2 separate regions of the Homo sapiens genome follow, and region 1 is linked to region 2. The links are chromatin contacts, found by Hi-C or POLR2A ChIA-PET in ENCODE. All regions are on one chromosome and are shown on one strand. Each heading gives the region's core, a stretch centred on a gene start or an enhancer-like site at or near the end of the contact. The rest is flanking DNA. Distances are from core to core; before and after follow the strand shown.

What was found. A loop is a pair of places that touch in the nucleus more often than their neighbours do. ChIA-PET counts read pairs that join two places held with the same protein, here RNA polymerase II (POLR2A). Pooled maps may share reads with other maps.
Region 1: a pooled map shows a loop between it and region 2 (5-fold over the local background). The contact joins the enhancer-like site here to the promoter of CD300LB in region 2. A Hi-C loop is called at or near these places in 1 of 37 single-sample maps with no recorded cell type and 3 of 50 pooled maps. POLR2A ChIA-PET finds 5 or more read pairs at or near these places in 2 of 52 experiments (Caco-2 and Panc1).

Annotation. Positions count from the first base shown.
Region 1 is chr17:74,416,033-74,420,211 of GRCh38, forward strand. It overlaps the pseudogene RNA5SP448. Among named protein-coding and RNA genes, the nearest start is that of GPRC5C, 14 kb to the right of the region's middle. Within about 2 kb of position 1,364, at least 6 of the 41 ENCODE cell types and tissues checked have a DNase peak (open chromatin) inside an H3K27ac peak, as active enhancers do.
Region 2 is chr17:74,529,284-74,533,439 of GRCh38, forward strand. CD300LB (CD300 molecule like family member b) reads right to left here and starts at 2,192. Exons shown (of 4, transcript NM_174892.4): 1 at 2,028-2,192. The coding sequence starts at 2,067. LOC107985074 (a long non-coding RNA gene) reads left to right here. Exons shown (of 3, transcript XR_007065902.1): 2 at 3,264-3,358.

The sequences.
Region 1 (4,179 bases), core at 114-2,613, 110 kb before region 2:
CCTTCATCCAGAACCCTCACTTAAGCCACTCCCTCATTCTTGATCCACAGAAATTGCATGTTATCCTACATGTTTATTGCTTTACACCACTACACTTTGTGGTAGATAGCTAATACCTTTATCCTATCCCATCAGAGACAGCATGCATAGTGGTTAAAAGTCAACTATTGGCCAGGCGCGGTGGCTCACGCCTGTAATCAGAGGCCAAGGCAGGTGGATCACCTGAGGTCAGGAGTTGACCTGAGACCAGCCTGGCTAACATGGTGAAACCCCATCTCTACTAAAAATACAAAAAATTAGCCAGGTGTGGTGGCACGCGCCTGTAGTCCCAGCTCCTCGGGAGGCTGAGGCAGGAGAACTGCTTGAACCCGGGAGGAGGAGGTTGCAGTGAGCTGAGATCGCCCCATTGCACTACAGCTTGGGCAACAAGAGCAAAACTCTGTCTCAAAAAAAAAACAAAGTCAACTATTGGCTGGATACAGTGGCTCATGTCTGTAATCTCAGCACTTTGGGAGACTGAGAGGCAGGAGGATCGCTGAAGGCCAGGAGTTCAAGACCAGCCTGGGCAACATGGCAAGAACCTATCTCTATAAAAAAAATTAAAAATAAAAAATTTAGCCAGGCATGGCGTGCCTGTGGTTCCAGCTACTCAGGAGGATCTCCTGAGCCCAGGAGGTCGAGGCTGCAGTGAGCCATGTTTGCACCACTGAGCTCCAGCCTGGGTGACAGAGCAAAACCCTGTCTCAAATATTGGCTGGGCATGGCAGACACCAGTAATCCCAGCACTTTGGGTTGCTGAGGCAGGAGGATCACTGGAAGCCAGGAGTTCAAGAGCAGGCTGGGCAATACAGTGAAATCCCATTTCTACAAAAGAAAAATCAACATCACTTACTAGCTATTGACCTTGAGTAAGTTGCTTCAGCCTTCTCTGAGTCTCCTCTTGTGAAAGGATAACTGTATCTGTCTTATAAAAGTGCCGGAAGGCTGGGTATGGCAGCTTATCCCTGTAATTCCGGCACTTTGGGAGGCCGAGGTGGGTGGATCGCTTGAGGCAGGGAGTTGGAGATCAGCTTGGCCAACATGGCGAAACCCTGTCTCTAATAAAAATACAAAAATTAGCCAGGCCTGGTGGCTCACACCTGTAGTCCAGCTACTTGGGAGGCTAAGGCAAGAGAATCACTTGAACCCAGGAGACAGAGGTTGAGTGAGCCGCTGCACTCCAGCCTGGGCAACACAGTGAGACTCTATCTCAAAAAAACAACAACAAAAAGACTGCTGGGAGGACCAAAGGAGTTAATATTTAACTTCTAATGGTCCCTGTGGCATAGTAAATGTGAGTCATTATAATTTGCATGGGTGACTAAGAAGCTCAAAAGAGGCGAAAAGACAACTCCAGGGCAACACAGCCCGTGACTCATTGGTCAGGCTGAGTCCTGAACCTGGGTCTCCTGGCTCCCTGCACAGTGCTCATGGTTCAACTGAAACCTGGAACTAGAATGGCCAGTGAAATCCGATGCTCTGTGTGACTGTAACTTCTGTTATTCCCTCCTGTGTGGCAGGCTGTTTCAGCAGCCGTGCACTGTCTCCCATCCAAGTACTAATCAGGCCCAACCCTGCTTAGCTTCCTAGATGAGACGAGATCGGGTGCGTTCAGGGTGGTATGGCTGTAGACGCAGCCATGCACTGTCAACAGCTGGCTATGCACCTGTGCTGGGGTGGGGAGGGCAGCCAGTTGGGTCAGACTGTGGCTCTGTGCCTGACCCTGAGAAGAGAGAGCCCTTGGTCCCTGCAGGAGGGGTGTTAGGAAGGTGCGCTAGGGCAGGCAGACAGCAGACTGCATAGCGTCTGAGAGGGGCTTTTCTGGATCACATTTCATTGCCAGAGCAGCTCCAAGGACAGGGAAGGCACCGAGCTGCTGCTTGTAGCCCTGGTTAGGAAATGGCCAGGAGAGCAGGACAACTGTTTTGAAAGGCAATATGACATTAGGGCAAAAGGGCTGCTGGGAATAAATCCCTGCTGCACAGGCTGCTTTAGTTTAAGCCGACCAAAATGACCTAGGACAGGCCAGGCGTGGGTGCTCATGCCTGTAATCCCAGCACTTTGGGAGGCCGATGTGGGTGGATCACCTGAGGTCAGGAGTTCGAGACCAGCCTGGCTAGCATGGCGAAACCCCATCTCTACTAAAAATATCAAAATTAGCTGCCCGTGGTGGCGGGCACCTGGAATTCTAGCTACTTGGGAGGCTGAGGCAGGAGAATCACTTGAACCTGGGAGGCGGAGGTTGTAGTGAACTGAGATCCCACCACTGCACTCCAGCCTGGGCGACAGAGCGAGACTTCATCTCAAAAACCAAAAACCCCAAAATGACTTATGACAAGCGGAGGCCCGGGAGCCACAGTTCCCCTGGAAGGTCTACTCCCTTCTTTCTTCTAAGTCTGTGGCTTCTGCCCCACATCTGAGAACAAAAAGCAGTGAATGGCCAGAGTGATGCAAAGAAAAAAGAGCAGAAACAAGACAAGCTAGTGGCCTGTGCAATTCACCTTTGAATGGGCAATATTCTCTATGAAAATTGGATGCAAAGAACCTCCAGGTGTGCTTGTAGCTTTCTAAAGACTCCTCATGGCTAGGTTTTCCTTAACGGAAAACATCAAGGAAGGTTACTGAGTGTGGTTTCTCTGAAATTGCCATCAGGACCTAAAATACCCCATAACGAGGAGCTCCGATCCTTTCGGCTGATTTACTTTTTCTCCGGAGCCTTACCATTTTCTAGAAAGAGGAAGTTAGGAGTGATGGGGCAAGACCAGACAACAGCAGATAATCATTCCATGATAATTGCCTTTGATGTCCCGGAAGAGACAACGTGCAAAGAGTCAGCTCCCAAAATATCTTGATAAGATCTTGCCTTTGGGGTTGGCTCATTTTCTCTGTGCTCTCTGCCCCTCCCTCCCTAGGGCTTCGCTTTGTGTGCAGCTAACCAAGGCTTCTCACAGCAAGCCTCCCCACCAAGGATTCCATACTCAGGCCGGGCGCGGTGGCTCACGCCTGTAATCCCAGCACTTTGGGAGGCCGAGGCGGGCGGATCACGAGGTCAGGAGATCGAGACCATCCCGGCTAAAACGGTGAAACCCCGTCTCTACTAAAAATACAAAAAATTAGCCGGGCGTAGTGGCGGGCGCCTGTAGTCCCAGCTACTGGGGAGGCTGAGGCAGGAGAATGGCGTGAACCCGGGAGGCGGAGCTTGCAGTGAGCCGAGATCCCGCCACTGCACTCCAGCCTGGGCAACAGAGCGAGACTCCGTCTCAAAAAAAAAAAAAAAAAAAAAAAAGGATTCCATGCTCTCTGACTCTCACTGCTTCTCTCCCCATCAAACCTCCTTTCCCAGGAGTTGGTTTAATCGTATTGCCATCCTACCACACACAATCCGATCACAGCTACGGCTCCTCAGCCCCCAGACTCCACTTTAACCCTCCTGGGAAGCATTTGCTTGTTTTGAACATGGATTTGGGCCAGGTGCGGTGGCTCATGCCTGTAATCCCAGCACTTTTGGGAGGCCGAGGTGGGTGGATCACCTGAGGTCGGGAGTTCGAGATCAGCCTGACCAACATGGAGAAACCCCATGTCTACTAAAAATACAAAATTAGCCGGGCGTGGTGGCGCACGCCCGTAGTCCCAGCTACTCGGGAGGCTGAGGCAGGAGAATCGCTTGAACCCAGGGGGCGGAGGTTGCGGTGAGCCGAGATCACGCTATTGCACTCCAGCCTGGGCAACAAGAGCAAAACTCCAACTCAAAAAAAAAAAAAAGAAAGAAAGAAAGAAAGAAAAGAAAAGAAAATGGATTTGTATTTCATTGGCTCTCAAACTTTATTAGACGTAACAGTCACCTGGAGCACTTTGATAAAATAAAAATTCTGATAGACAGGTTTGGGTGAGTGTCAAGAACAGTGCAAGGTTAGAGATAACCAAGCGCACGCGTGCTTGTGTCTTTCCACAATGTCAGGCTTTTACTGACGCATTTCAATCACAAAAGCCATGAGCTACATGGAGTTCCCAAGGAGGCAATTCTCCTTAGTACTTCCCGTTCGCCTGTACTTAGAGCCGCACATATGGGTCCATCAATACTGCAAACCATACATAATAATACACTTAAGCAATATATACACGTTATACATTAACCATTCC
Region 2 (4,156 bases), core at 942-3,441:
AGCCCCAGCAGCATCCTCCCCAACTCTCCTCTCCTGAGGATTATGGCCTTCATAATCTTGTCTTTTGTGTTTCCAACCTCATATCCAACTCGCCACCCCCAAGATGTCCTGCACACTGACAGCTCCCTCAGCTTTCCTCTCCATACTGCTGCCTGAGTTGGGTACTGAGACTGTCTCCTCCTCCTCATCAGCTGCACTTGCCCTGAGCATCTAAAAGTCTTTTCGGGGCCGGGCACGGTGGCTCATGCCTGTATTCCCGCACTTTGGGAGGCCAAGGTGGGTGGATCACCTGAGGTCAGGAGTTCAAGACCAACCTCACCAACATGGTGAAATCCTGTCTCTACTAAAATTACAAAAATTAGCCAGGCATGGTGGCAGGCACCTTAATCCCAGCTTCTTGGGAGACTGAGGCAGAAGAATCACTCGAACCTGGGAGGCGGAGGTTGCAGTGAGCCAAGGTTGCACCACTGCACTCCAACCTGGGTGACAGAGTGAAACTCCGTCTCAAAAACAAAAAACAAAAACAAAAACAAAATACCCAAAAACATAAATTGGATTTGTCAGCAATCACTAACAGCAGAAAAGAGATGCTGCTGCATTGAACAAAGTGTCATCAATCCCAGCTTCAGTCATTCAAACTGTAAATGGCTCACGATGTAATTAGTCCCGTTTAAAAAAATATTTGGGGGTTTCTCTAACCACAGAATATGATGGCTGGAACTATTAATCAGGCTTCTATATGTTGTCAAGAGTTGGTATGAGGAACGATAGAGATGGAAATGACAGGGCAGCCGTCAGCTTGGAGCAGAGCCCCGTTGAACGGGCTGAAGGGTGGAAGTCCAGCCAGGACTGGAGTCGGGTCTCAGAACTCCCCAGCCATGCTCTTTCCTGTTGTCCCTCCGTGGACTGCTCTATCTGTGCCAGATGGTCAGTCCCTAGGCACCAGCAGAAAACTGTGTGGCCCACACACATTGCACACCCTGCGTAAAATTCTAGATTGTCCCCTAATGCCCTCTAGGTGTCCACCAAGGTTTGCCATGGAGAAGATCATCTAGCCCTTCCCACTTTCCACCTGGGTTCTTGAGAAGTTTTTTCTTTGAAAGTCTCAGCTCCTGAGCCTGGCGTGGATGGCCTTCATAATCTTGTCTTTTGTGTTTCCAACCTCATATCCAACTCGCCACCTCCAAGACATCCTGCACACTGACAGCTCCCTCTGCATGAATCCACCATTCTTTCTAAGCCTCCATCTCTCTGCCCAGGTCCCCCAACACACACACACACACACACACACACACACACACACACACACCCAACTCTCTAGAGTGTTCTCCTCTCAGCTCTGCTCCAGAGACTGACCTTCCTTCTACAAGGCACATCAAGTGCACAGCTTCGTGAGTCTTTCTCTAGTCACCAGAGAGAACTGCTTCATCCTCCGCACACGCCTCCACCAATGCCTTATTGTGTCCTGCAATTGCTCATTGTTTATGTGTATGTCTCACCCACTAAGCCATCTGGAGTCTTTTTACTTTATTTTTTTTTTGAGACAAGGTCCCACTGTATCACCCAGGCTGGAGTGCTGTGGTGCGATCATAACTCTGCAGAATTGAATACCTGAGCTCAAAGGATCCTCCAGCTTCAGCCTCCCAAGTAGCTGGGACTACAGGCACGGTCACCACGCCCAGCTAATTTTTGTTCATTTTATATAGAGACGAGGTCTCACCATGTTGCCCAAACTGGTCTTAAACGCCTGGACTCAAGCAATCCTCCCACCTTGGCCTCCCAAAGTGTTAGGATTATAGGTGTGAGCCATGGCCTCAAGCCTGGAGTCTTCTTTAATGGCCAGTTCTCCTCCTCTTTTTTCTTGATGTCCTCAGGCCCCGAAGCACACGATGTCAGTCCCCAGTGCACCTTTGTCGAATGACTTCACAAAGCCACCTCTCATTTCCCTGGATGTGGAAGGACAAATGCCCTCTGCCTCCTGCCCTGCCCCTGTCATACCAAGCGCCCAAGGCCCCAGCCCCACTCACCTGAGAGGCTGAGAAGGAGCAGAGCAGGGGGCAGCCACATGGCTCTGCCTTCCCGGCTCCTCGTCCGCCTGATCTGCAACCAGTGGCAAATGCAGATCCCAGATGCACTCTGGAAGTTCTGCCTGAGCTCTGGCTTGCACCTTCTGCACATCTAGACCGCCTTTGACTTTCTTACTCATTCACTTCCTTTTATAGAGTGGGTAGTTCCTGCTTTTAATTATTAAACGAAAGAGGTGTCATTTTTTGGCAGGGCTGCGCCACAGGGCTTAAGCATCGTCACTATGTAAAAAAGAGGAGGGAGGGGACTGTGCAGGGTCTTTAGGGTAGGGGGAGATACGTCTGCAGAAGGGGTGGGGTGGGGGGCGTCTGGCCTAGCAGGCCTTGGGTCCAAGGGGTATAACACTCTGGGAGTCAATTTCAGAGCTGTTCTATACCACAGTGAACACCCAACTCAGATGTCGGATGGGTCATGCTGGGCACACCTGAACATGCATTTGTTCAGGTGTTATAGCCAAGTGCATAAACATGCAGACTGTTGGGTCAGACAGACCTGGCTCTAACCCCACGAGCACCACCTACAAGCTGCGTGACTGTGGACAATGCAATCAACATCTCTGTGCCTCAGTTATTGTATCTATTAACTGGGCTCATAATGTTTGTTGTTGTTATAGGAGTTATTAAGAAATTATTTTAGGTAGATAGGAAAAGGGGTGCTTGGGAAGATTTTTTTTTCTTTTAAAGCAGCTCCATAAATGTTTCTTGTCTAGAAGAAAAGCCCTGGCTCTTAGAGCTGGGCAGGCAAGCTTTGATATGCAAATACAGGCCATTAGAAACTGCGTCCACCCAAACATGGAGACTCCCGCCTCTTCTTCTTTTCCCCACGTTCCTGGCAACATGGCCGCCCCTACATACACCCATGTGTGTAGAACATCATGGCGCCTGTATTTGCATATTAAAAGGCTAGGGTAGGAAGGCTAGTTTTTTCGTGGGCTACTTGAATGACATACCTGGTCAAACCAATCCCCTGGGCCCTATGCAAATCAGGTACCGCCTCCTCCAGCCTCCTCATATAACTGGCTGTTTTCCACCGTACTCGAGGTTCCCTCTTTCAGCTTGGAGCCCGCCTCCCTCAGTCTCAGAACAGGGGGAGCCTCTTCCTTCCTTCTTTCTTGTCTATTAAATTCTCCACTCCTTAAAACCACTCCACGTGTGCCCATGTTGTTTTATTCAAACCAGTGGGAGACCAAGGACCCTAGTGTTCCTCCAGTCATCAGAGCCATACCATTTTGTTGCATTGGCCGGGAATCCAAGGTACGACACTCATCGGAGTGGTAAGTATGGGAGTGAGCTTAAAATCTCTTCTATCATTCCGAGGCACTCTTAGCCTCTATTTTAAAATAAAATAAGTCAATGGGCATCCGTCAGCCGGGTACATACACTTAGTGTTGGCTGCCATACTGAAGACTCGAATGTGAGGCTTGCTGCTGAGAACACGGAGAACCCCCCAACACCCCTGGGTCATTGGGAATGTTGGCCATGTTTTAAATCAGCTTCTTTTCACGGGAAGACCTCGCCATTGTGCAAGGCTGGGAAAAGTTCTAAGGCAACTAACAATTTCTGGCCAGAGCACACCCTGGCATGATTCAAAGGCCCCTGGACTGGACCCAGCCTCTGGCGGCCCATTCTGGGTGTTGGCAAAGAATCCTCAACTATCTTGTCACAAAACTCTCCTTCCTTCTCTATCTGCGGTCTCTTACACTTTCTTTGTGTGAAATGTGTAGCGAGTTTTACAGCCTAGGAAAGTAATCCTGTTAGGCAAAATCAGGAAGATGCCCTTGCAATCTTCTAGGAACAGAGTTCTCCCCTTTCTCCCACCGTGAGGTTACTCACTACCACGTCTCTAGTGAGCACATAGTATTTCTAAGCCAACAGTGCCACCTAGTAGAAATAGAAATCCTCTACATAAAGCATATTTTTTCATGGCAAACCGCAGCTTCTTTTTGCATGATTAGAAATCAGGCTCGGCCAGGCGCGGTGGCTCATGCCTGTAATCCCAGCACTTTGGGAGGCCGAGGCGGGCAGATCATGAGGTCGGGAGATCGAGACCATCCTGGCTAACACAGTGAAAC